Regions from separate parts of the Homo sapiens genome. Here region 1 is linked to region 2. A link is an interaction called in ENCODE POLR2A ChIA-PET data of the cell type or tissue named here. Cell type or tissue: Caco-2. All regions are shown on one strand. Each heading gives the region's core, and the rest is flanking DNA. Links, peaks and the distances in the headings are about the cores only.

Region 1 (5,370 bases), core at 371-5,370, 950 kb before region 2:
AATGTACCTGAATATGCTTCATCTTGCAGAACATGTTAATGGTTTTTGGTAGGGACTGCATATATGAATAGGATTGGGGAAAGTGAATTTCAAGTCTGGGAGAAAATGTCTTTTATCTCACTCAAGTCCATTCACAGAGCATTTTGGGGCTCCCAGGAAATCTATCCATTGGGGCTTGAGTGGAAGTGATGGGGGTAAGGGCAGAAAAATTACAGATGGAGTTGGGGACAAAGTTCTGAGAGCAGCTGAGAACAGGAATGCACTTTCCAGGGTCCAGACAATACTAACTCTCTGTAGGAATTAAGACAATGACACACATTCAGGAAAATTACCACAAAGAAGTAGAGAAGCCAAGAAGAAGGCAATATGATGTAATGGTCTTGAAAGTCAAAGGGCCCGAGTTTTGCTCAGAATCTGCCATTTGCTGCCTGTGAGACTCCTGGCAAGGCACCCTCCTGGCTGAGACCTCTACTTACTCAACTTACTCAACTGCCCTCTTACCTCAAGAGTCAGAAGCATCGGCCAGGCACATTGGCTCACGCCTGTAGTCCCAGTACTTTGGGAGGAAGAGGCAGGCGGATCACCTGAGGTCAGGAATTCAAGACCAGCCTGGCCAATATGGTGAAACTCCGTCTCTACTAAAAACACAAAAATTAGCCGGGCATGGTGAGGCATGCTTGTAGTCCCAGCTACTTGGGAGGCTGAGGCAGGAGAATCACTTGAACCCAGGAGGTGGAGGTTGCAGTGAGCCGAGATTGTGCCACTGCACTCCAGCCTGGGTGACAGAGTGAGACTCTGTCTCAAAAAAAAAAAAAAAAAAAAAAAGAGTAAGCGGCACCAATAAAGTGTGTGTAAAGATATCACAAACTGCAAAGCACTATAGAAATGAATGCCAGTATAGGTGAGGAAAAAAAATCAATGAAAACTTCAAAGTAACACACTCTTTGTGTTAGGTAGTTGTGATATCCAAATAGCCTGCCCCCACATAATCCTTAGCAATTATAGTAGGCATAGCTGTCTCTACAATATTTAAAACAGTAGGCCTCTTTGGCAACTATGAGAAAATGCACAGGGCAGGAACTGGAGGAAGCCAGTTCCTTTGAAGCCAAACCCCCTGCCCAGTGGGGAGGCAAGAGCAGGGAGGGAGGCAGCAGTGAGTGGGCAGGCGGCCTCATGCCCCGTGTCACCAGCCTTTGATGCCCCAGTGCAGGGAAAGTGTCACAATGGCAGTGTCAAGGTCTTAAAAAACTATCTTCCACCTCAAGAAGTTCCATAACAAGTCATTTAAGGGACTTTTAGATTATCTTGGTTGAAAGAATTACCTGAAGAAAAATAAAAGGCATCATTCAGTGGTTTCCAACAGTTAAAAAATTGCAGATGTCAAAAAAACACAAGAGAGTTTCTGCATGGTACTAGCTATACTCCATTTCCATTGAGTAAGAAATTGAGTTCTCAAATACAGATCTTCAAATTCCTTGCACACACCATTCTCTTCCATTGCCCTTCCCAACCATGATGAGGGAGGGACCTACAACCTCTCAATTACCGTCTGTTAATATGGTCATAGTCAAGCAAATTGGGAGAGAGCTCTAGACAAAGTTTCTACAGAAAAGAGAAGGGACAGTGAGGGAGAGATTTACTCAACAGACTACAGCCTCATTAGCAAATCTCCCAAGAATGAAGCTCCTTTACAAAGTTTGAGCAAAAAACATGAAAACCCTGAGTATTTCTCTGCTAAGTAAAGAAAAAAACATGGCCGGGCACTGTGGCTCACACCTATAATTCCAGCGCTTTGGGCACCCCAGGCAGGCAGATTGATTTTGAGCTCTAGAGTTCAAGACCAGCCTGGGCAACATGGTGAGACCCCATCTCTACTAAAAATACAAAAAAATAGCTGGGAATGGTGGTGTGCGCCTGTGGTCCCAGCTATTCAGGAGGCTGACGGGGGGAGGATTGTCACTTGAGCCTGGGGGGTGGAGGCTGCAGTTAGCCGAGACTGCACCTCCGCACTCCAGCCTGGGTGATAGAGCAAGACCCTGTCGCAAAAAGAAAAAAAAAAAAAAAAAGGAAAAGAAAAATAACCACTTTTGCTCTTTTGCTCCCTGTGCTGAGTTAAAAGCTAAACCAAGCTAGCCCTAGGTAAACGTTTCATGCCTATGAAGTGTATTGTCCTTTCAAATTCTCCTTCCCCACTTGGGTGGTGACAACTCCTGTTTTATCTTAGGAGCACCAAACTTCCTACTCCCTCTCTCCCTGCTTGGGAAGGATTAGATATTATTTAAACTTCCTGGCTGGCACTCATTCTTGTTAAAGTTTAACTGTTGAGGTGTCATACAATAATGATGGATTGAGAACCCCTAGGGCTTGCATGATAAGCATAATGCATTCACGGAGAGGCCCAGGGAGTGAGACATGGACGGGCCTATCGTAAGATTGGAGCTGGTTCCACAAGGAGGTCACAAATGAGACAAACAAGAGAGGGACAGAAGGACGGGAGACAGAAGTAGTGGAGGGCTTTGTTTCATTTGTTCTGTTTTTAAGCTCTTTAGAATTATGGATACTGAAATGAACATATCTGTAGGCCTCAAAGAACAATAAAAAACACGAAGGAACACTCAAAGCTTTTTCACATTTTACTACAGAGGTATTTGATAGACATATTTATTATTAGTTAATATGTAAACTTGTAAACTGCTAATTCATATCCTACTTGTACAAAATCATTTTACAAAAACTCTTTAAAAACTAATAGAGAATGTATTCTCTGGTGGGCATCACTGGAAGGCATACCTGGGCAGGTCCTCCCCTGAAGGCTATCAGCAGCTGCAACCAGCTCAGCTACTGCTGCCTTTGCAGCCGACACTCCACCCTCCTGCTACCTCTTCATTCCCAAGTTCACTGTGTCCTGATTCGTCGCCTTTTCTCCCCTCTTTTGTGGACGCCTTCTCACCTGACACCACCACTTCACAGATGATTGTACAGGATAAATGAATAACAGTATTGTATCTTCGTACCTTTCTACCTTGGACGAGAACAACTCTGGTTCTCTCAGACATTCAGCAGTCTTATTTCCTGTGGCCTTTTATCCCATAATATATTACTTCAAATTTAAATAAATCTCCTTCAACCAGAGTCCTCAAATAGCGTTCATTTTATCCTTTGAGTCATCCTTTTATATAAAGTCCTTCAAGTATCCATATTACAATATTTAACCCTCATGATCAAAATGACTAAGAAAGCTGTCTTGTTACAACTGTTTTATACTCTACATCACCAGGAGCTCTGCTAAGAAAATACAAAAAGGAAAAATTCAGCTCAACAATGAGCTGTAACAGGTTCTTAATGTGTGCTACTATTTGAAGTCTCTAGGCCAAAATTATTGCAAACAAAGAATCAGTTCTTCCAAACATCACCAAAAGACCCAGGGTCATGCACCAAACCAGAAATCCACTGTGATGTTGATATATAAAGGATTGTGTTCCACAGATACTAATTTATAAGAACAACTACTCAACCCATCTGTTCTCCAGACTCGTGACACTTGGTGTAAGAGCTTCATCCTAAAGATAAAAAGAACAAATGTGAATGATAAGAATTTAACATATGTCTCCACTGCATTTTGCCTTGCCCTGAAATGTGGCAAACATATTTTTGTAAATTATTGTACCTGTTGTGTTTCCTACCATTACAAAGTTTGTTTGCCCCATTGAAGGTGACAGACATGATAGCCATGTATTCATGTGTCAGACTCCACGTGAGAACCCGGGGACCCATGATGAAAAGTGTCACTGCACTCAGTGAGCCCCCAGTCTACAGGACAGAAGGATGTGCAAGGAATACAGATACTACAGGATATGTACCAACCATTGCTAACTGATCCTTGGCTGAGCTTCAGGGGATCTCTGAATCTTCCTATGTTATAAGGAAAGTTTGTCTGTAGGTGGGTACATAGCTTTCACGAGCCTCCAAAAAAATTAGAATGTATGTAGATGAGGATGAATGAAGGGAGACCTAACTTCATGAGGAAGTCGGGTGAGGTGTCAGGGAGAAGGAAAATTTCAGTAACGCTGAAAGAGAGAAATCCACCAAGTGAAGAAGGTGAAGGAAAAAGCACTCCAGGCAGAGAGACCACCCTGGGCAAGATGCACAGACGCAAAAGAGCAGGATGCATTTAAAGAAGTCACTAGTGTGGCCAGAACCATGGAATCTGGGAAGACAAGTGGGCAGTGAACTGAATAGGTTCTACTTGTTCAGCAGTGAAGACAATAAATGCTAGTTACCCATGACAATATGGATGGGGATCAGATGCATAATGTTCAGCTAAATAAAGTCAGAGAAGAATAAATGCAGTGTGATTTCATTTACATAAAGTTGAAAAACATGCAGAACTAAGCAATCTTTTGTTTAGGGATACAAACATATGGGAAAACAAGAAAACCAAGAAACAGCAGAAATAACTATCATTATCACAAATACTTATCACAAAAATTCAGAGAAGTGTTACTTGGGTAGGTGGATAGGGGAGATGTGAAGGAGGAGACTACAGAATTAGGGAGGACCACACAGGTCATGCACTCAAAGTGGGGGTAGGAGATATCAGCAGTGTTCATGGCATCAAGAATCTTCATACTTTTCATACAATTTAGGAATACTCTTTTGTATCTACTCAATAATTAATTTTTTTAACATAAAGAGAAAAATGCATACCTATGGACAATGACTAGAAAAACATAGAAAATAGAAATAGCTATTTTGTTGGAGTGGTTGACTCTACCAAAAGGGTGAAAAGCCATTTAATAATGCTTTAAAATATAAACTTTAGGCCAGGCATGGTAGCTCATGCTGTAATCCTAGAACTTTGGGAGGCTGAGGCAGGAGGACTGCTTGAGCCCAGGAGTTTAAGACCAGCCTTTGGCAACACAGGAAGACCCTGTCTTTACAAAAAATAAAAAAAAATTAGCCAAGCATGGTGACACATGCCTGTGGTCCCAGCTACTTGGGAGGCTGAGCTTGGAGGATTGCTTGAGCCTGAGAGATCGAGGCTGTAGTGAGCCATGGTCACGCCACTGCACTCCAGCTTGGGAGCGAGACCCTGCCTCAGAAAAAAATAAATGAACTTTAACAGGACTGTTTAATATCAGGCTAAAAGCACTTTAATATTGTTTTAAAATGTAGACTATAACAAAAGCACTAAAAACCCCTTAAGACTGTTTGAAAATTTAAGGGGAAAAATCAGAACAAAGAAATACAGATTCTTCAATCAAAGCCTCATAAGAACTGGCTTATCTGCCAGGATTCCTTGTGAATAGGCCAATTCCCAAGGCAGGAAAAGTACAAGAAGAGCCTAGAACATTTCATCACAGCAGAGCA
Region 2 (5,377 bases), core at 86-5,085:
TAAAATCATCTTGGGAACTTAAAAAAGGCTAATGTTAAAACCCTACCTTGACCGGGTACATCCCGGGATCTGCAGGCAGGACCTGAGAGAGAAGAAATCCTTTTAGGATGTGGATTGACAGCAGTGGCTCCTGACCGCAAGGCCCAGGCCACCCTGGCCCAGTCATGGGACACCCGCAGTTCTGGAGTGATGAGGGTAACTGCTGGAAATAAGGCACCAGGCTGCATTCCATTGGTATGGCCTCCTTGTCCTGAGCGTAAAAGTGCCTACTTGTGACATCAGAAGAATGTGTTGACAGATCTGTATCCCACTTCCAATTTTTACTATATTTTATGGTGGGAGCAGCAGCAACAGCAGCAGGATTAATTAAGCTGGTTTCCCTCTTTTTTTGGTCCCCATCAGCTTTCTGCAGCTGTTCATGGATAGAAACCATCCAGAAAGGTGTTTTGTTATTTTTGTTTTTTGAGGATATTGGAGACATTGGGTCCAGGGTTTTAGGGATTGTTATGGTTTGAATGTGACCGCCCCAAAATTCAGGTGATAGTATTAAGAGGTGATTTAGGTCACCTAAATTTAGGTGATTTAGGCCTTTAAGAGGTGATTAGGTCATGAGGGCTTCTCCCAGCTGAATGGGACTAAGACCCTTACAAAAGAGGCTTCATATAGCATTTGTCTGATTGACGCTTCTGCCTTCCACCATGTGAAGACTCGATGTTCCTCCTCTCTGGAGGACGCAGCCCTCACCAGGCAACTGAACCAGCCAGCGCCTTGATCTTGGAGTTCCCAGCCTCTGGAACTGTGAGAAATACATTTCTGTTCTTTGTAAATTTCCCAGTCTGTGGTATTGTGTTATAGCAGCAGAAAATGGGCTGAGACAGGAACCTTCCTCCTCAGGTCTTGGTGGCTCAATTTCTTCTAGCTGTATATGTAAGCTCCTATCACAGTGCCTGGCACATAGTGGGCCCTCAGCAAATGTTTGTTTCCTTCATTTCCAATGAGACAGCAGAGATTCTCAGAAATGTTAAATTTCAAATATGTTCTGACAGAAAATTGCTACCAAATTACTTTTTGTCTGTTCAGGACACTCTTGGTAAAAACAGAAAGATGGGAGCATAGAGAGTTGGCCCATCTTCAAAATAAACCTAGAAATGTTGGTTGACACCTAGGTGTCAGGCACTGCAGAGGCTAGCATGAAAATGCAGTGATAGATTATACAGGGCACTTGCCCTCCAGTATCTGATAATCTATTTGAACAGGTAAGATGTGAGCATGTGAAACCTTAACAATAAAGGATTTATAGAACAGCCCAAGACAACAGTAGAATTGCTGTCGGGGGCATATCAGGAGTATGCAATTTATTGCCTAATAAATCTGAGGACAGCTGGAACTGGTCAGAAAGAGGAAAAGCTACTTCAGGTTGGGGTAGTTAGAATGAAGGAGAAAGCAGCTGGTGTGAACAAAAGTGTTGAGCCTGATCTGGGCCTAGGTATGCCCCAGATACAGACAGCAAACCCAGCTGGCAGGAACAAGGAGAGTTTTAGGTAAGTTTAGTGGGAGGGTGAGCTGTGCCTCACTGGGGTCCCCCTTAAGACAGTTCTGGTGAGACCAGTCTTCCTCCCTTGATTAATTCTTCTTTGACAAGCATTTGCTGGGCACTGATCATGTGCCAGGCACAGTGCTAGGTGTGGGGGATTCCAAGATAATTATAACAAGTTCTAGGCTCAAAGAGCTCACAGTCTAGTGGGGAAAATGAGATTTCAAGCCCCAAACCAAGGTGAGATTTCATCCTGCAGGAAGTAGGGAGGAATGAAGATTTTTCTAGCAAAGTGGGTTTGAATTGAAAAGGGATTGTGGGCCGGGCTCAGTGGCTCACGCCTGTATTCCCAGCACTTTGGGAGGCCAAGGCGGGTGGATCACCTGAGTTAAGGAGTTCAAGACCAGTCTGGCCAACATGGCGAAACCCCATCTCTACTAAAAATACAAAAATTAGCCGGGCGTGGTGGTGGGCACCTGTAATCCCAGCTACTCAGGAGGCTGAGGCAGGAGAATCACTTGAACCTAAGAGGCGGAGGTTGCAGTGAGCCAAGATTGCACCACTGCACTCCAGCCTAGGTGACAGAGTGAGACTCCATCTCCAAAATAAAAAATAAAAAAGAAAAAGAAAAAGAAAAAAAAGAGATATTGTGGCTCTTCCCTCAGCTCAGTAGAAGATCTGAGAGTAGCACTGTTTCCATTTGCCACAGGGTCTTCTGGGTCTCTTGCGCAGAATCATCTTTTTGTGCCACTTACAAAGCACAATCCTTGAGAAAAGTTTTTCAGTTTGCAGGACTGACCGTGATCTTTTTAAACAGGGAGACTGCTTGCTGTCAGTATCACCTGTATTTTGCATTGAGCTTTCTGAAACTGAGGAGGACCAGGTAGCTCTAGGGAGCTCCCTTCCAGCCTCCAGGATGCTGATGCAATGACTGAGCAATGGAGAGTTTTGCAATATGCTTACAGAACCAGACCAGCTTGCTTTTCCTAAGGAAACCTTGGTGTCCTAAGAAAACCTCAGGCTGGGTCCCTGCCCTGCCGGGTTGAAATTCCTTCTGTCTTCTGGTAGCATGCCTGTAGCACATGCTCTGTAACCAGCTTTAGGGAGTCCACAAAAGGCTTTGGAATGAAGTCAAATTTCAGTGCAAACTCAGTCTCTGCCTCTAACCAGTTGTGTGATTTTTGGCAAGTGACCTAACCTCTCCCAGTTAAAGTTTCCTCATCTGTGAAACAGAGTCAATAACTACTTTGCTAGGTGGTTATAAATATTAAATAAGATGAGTATTAAGTGGTGCATAGCAGATTATCTTACATATATTTTCTTCTATTACAAAGTGCATAATATTTTTCTGTTTTTGTTTTTTTGAGACAGAGTCTTGCTCTGTCACCTAGGCTGGAGTGCAGTGGTGCGATCTCAGCTCTCTGCGAACTCCACCTCCTGGGTTCAAGTGATTCTTCTGCCTCAGCCTCCTGAGTAGCTGGGATTACAGGCACAAGCCACCACGCCTGGCTAATTTTTGTATTTTTAGTAGAGACGGGGTTTCACCATATTGGCCAGGCTGGTCTCAAACTCCTGACCTGAGGTGATGCACCCTCTTCGGACTCTCACATTGCTGGGATAACAGGCATGAGCCACTGCACCCAGCCAAAGTGCATAATATTTCTACTAAGGAAATTAGTGTCTCTTGGCTCCATCTTAAAAAAAAAATCGAATTTCCTGGCTTTCCAACTACACCTTTCCTTCTGGCCTCACCCTGATATTTGAGTTCTGCAGATGGATATGCTCCCTATAGTAAATGCACCTGTCTCAGATGGGTTCAGGCAGAAAATTCTATTTCCCCAAAAGTGGGCTGAGCCAAAAGGCTATCCTTGCTTTTCCAGATCTCTTCCCTCAGGAACAAATTGAAGACCAAGATGAGGAATTTTTGTGTAACACAAGAAAACATAAAGAGGATTTCTGCATATAAATCTGTGTTTTCCTTTGTAAGACTTTTTATCTACTTATTTTTATTCAACAAACATATGAAACTTGCTGCGTGCCAGGCACAGTTCAAACCATTTTACAAATATTAATTCATTTAGCCCTCATAACCTCATGAGGTAGGTGTTGTTACCCCAGGTGGCAGTTGGGAGCCTTTGAGCCATAAAGAGGTTCTGAACTTGCTGAAAGCAACATGGTCATGCAGGTGACTTGAAGCCCAGGCATCGCAGTGGGGATAGAAAATTATTGTACAAAAATTAATGAAGAGAGCACATCTAAAATGCCTTCTTTCCACAAAGGGTTCAAGATGTTATCACGGGGGATTTAAATTTAGGTGAAGCAGCAACACTGCCATCCATCACATAAGTTGAAGAGATACCTAAGCCTGGCTTCCCACTTGAACTTTTGTGAGCTGTGCTTCCCTGGGGTGCCCCTTAAGACAGTTCTGGTGAGGTCATTCTTCCTTCCTTGATTGATTTTTCTTTTGACAAGCATTTGCTGGGCATTGACCATGTGCCAGGCACAGTGCTAGGTACTGGATTCCAAGATAATTATAACAAGTTCTAAGCTCAAAGAGCTCACAGTCTTAACGGGAAAAGTGGAGAAATGAACAGTCACACATGCCCTAAAGAAAGGACTCTGCAAGGATATCTCTGCCATTCTTCGCAGAAGCAAGCCTCACCTCTCAACTTAGAACTGGCGTCAGTACATTTATTTATGTGAGAGGCAATTGCCACAAACTGTCCACATAGGATGCCTTTTGTTCTTTGATTGGCTTGCTCCTTCACCACATCTCTCTTCTCATCTCTCTGTTGTTTGGACTTCTTCTTCTTCCTCTTCTCTTCTCTTCTTCTTCTTCCTCTTCTCTTCTTCTTCCTCTTCCTCTTTCTCTTCCTCTTTCTTGTTGAGTTGAAGTTTCACTGGGTCACCCAGGCTGGATTGCGGTGTCACAATCATAACTCACTGCAGTCTCAACCTCCCAGGCTCAAGAGATCCTCCTGCCTCAGCCTCCCGAGTAGCTGGGACCACAGGCATGAGCCACCACACACAGCTGATTTTTTATTTTTTGTAGAGACAGGTTCTCACTCTGTTACCCAGGCTCGTCTTGGACTCCTGGGCTCAAGCAATCCTCCTGCCTTGTCCTTCCAAGGCATTGGGATTACAGGCGTGAGCCATGGGACCGTGCCTGAACTTCTTATCCATCTTCCCTTTTTTTCTCCTAGCCTTTTGCTTTCTTCTTAGTCACCCACAGACCTTTCCAGGGTGTCTCCCAGGCACTTATTCTCTGAGCCTAATGTTTCTTGGGAAACCTTGACACAGACCTTTTCAAGTTCACAACAGGTTTTGATTTGTGACATTGGCATTTCCTGTCTTCTTGTGACTTAAGTGGTGAACAAAACATCTCAAGATGTTCTCTTATTCAAATGTGGTTTGATTGGGGAATGCTAAGGTCAAGAATGTTTCAAGGAGCAAGACATCAGAGTGGGTGCCAGGGATAGGGAAAGCAAACTCTGAGGGCAAAGTGATAAGCTCTCTCCTGCTTTCAGCCTCCTAAACACCACTGTCTGCATTAAACCCTCCCTCTTGGGAGGCCGAGGCAGGCAGATCACGATGTCATGAGTTCAAGACCAGTGTGGCCAACATGGTGAAACCGCGTCTCTATTAAAAATACAAAAATCAGCCAGGTGTAGTGGCAGGTGCCTGTAATCCCAGCTACTTGGGAGGCTGAGGCAGGAGAATTGCTTGAACCCAGAAGGTGCAGGTTGCAGTGAGCTGAGACCACGCCACTGCACTCCAGCCAAGGCAACAGAATGAGACTCCATCTCAAAAAATAAAAATAAATAAATAAATAAATAAATAAAC

What was found. Peaks named below come from ENCODE experiments on the same cell type or tissue, not always from the same donor. Only the 100,000 strongest peaks of a DNase experiment are listed, where the experiment ranks them.
Region 1: POLR2A ChIA-PET joins it to region 2 with 5 read pairs; 1 of 35 experiments calls an interaction of 5 or more read pairs at or near these places.

The regions. Positions count from the first base shown.
Region 1 is chr3:119,209,122-119,214,491 of GRCh38, forward strand. It overlaps B4GALT4 (beta-1,4-galactosyltransferase 4), which reads right to left. Exons shown (of 8, transcript NM_003778.4): 8 at 2,621-3,560. The coding sequence ends at 3,428. Among named protein-coding and RNA genes, the nearest start is that of B4GALT4-AS1, 15 kb to the right of the region's middle. In Caco-2, for the core only: no CTCF peak of the experiment used is centred there; a DNase peak (open chromatin) is centred at 2,400.
Region 2 is chr3:120,157,693-120,163,069 of GRCh38, forward strand. The region is part of intron 1 of LOC105374065 (a long non-coding RNA gene); the gene reads left to right. Among named protein-coding and RNA genes, the nearest start is that of GSK3B-DT, 65 kb to the left of the region's middle. In Caco-2, for the core only: no CTCF peak of the experiment used is centred there; a DNase peak (open chromatin) is centred at 2,529.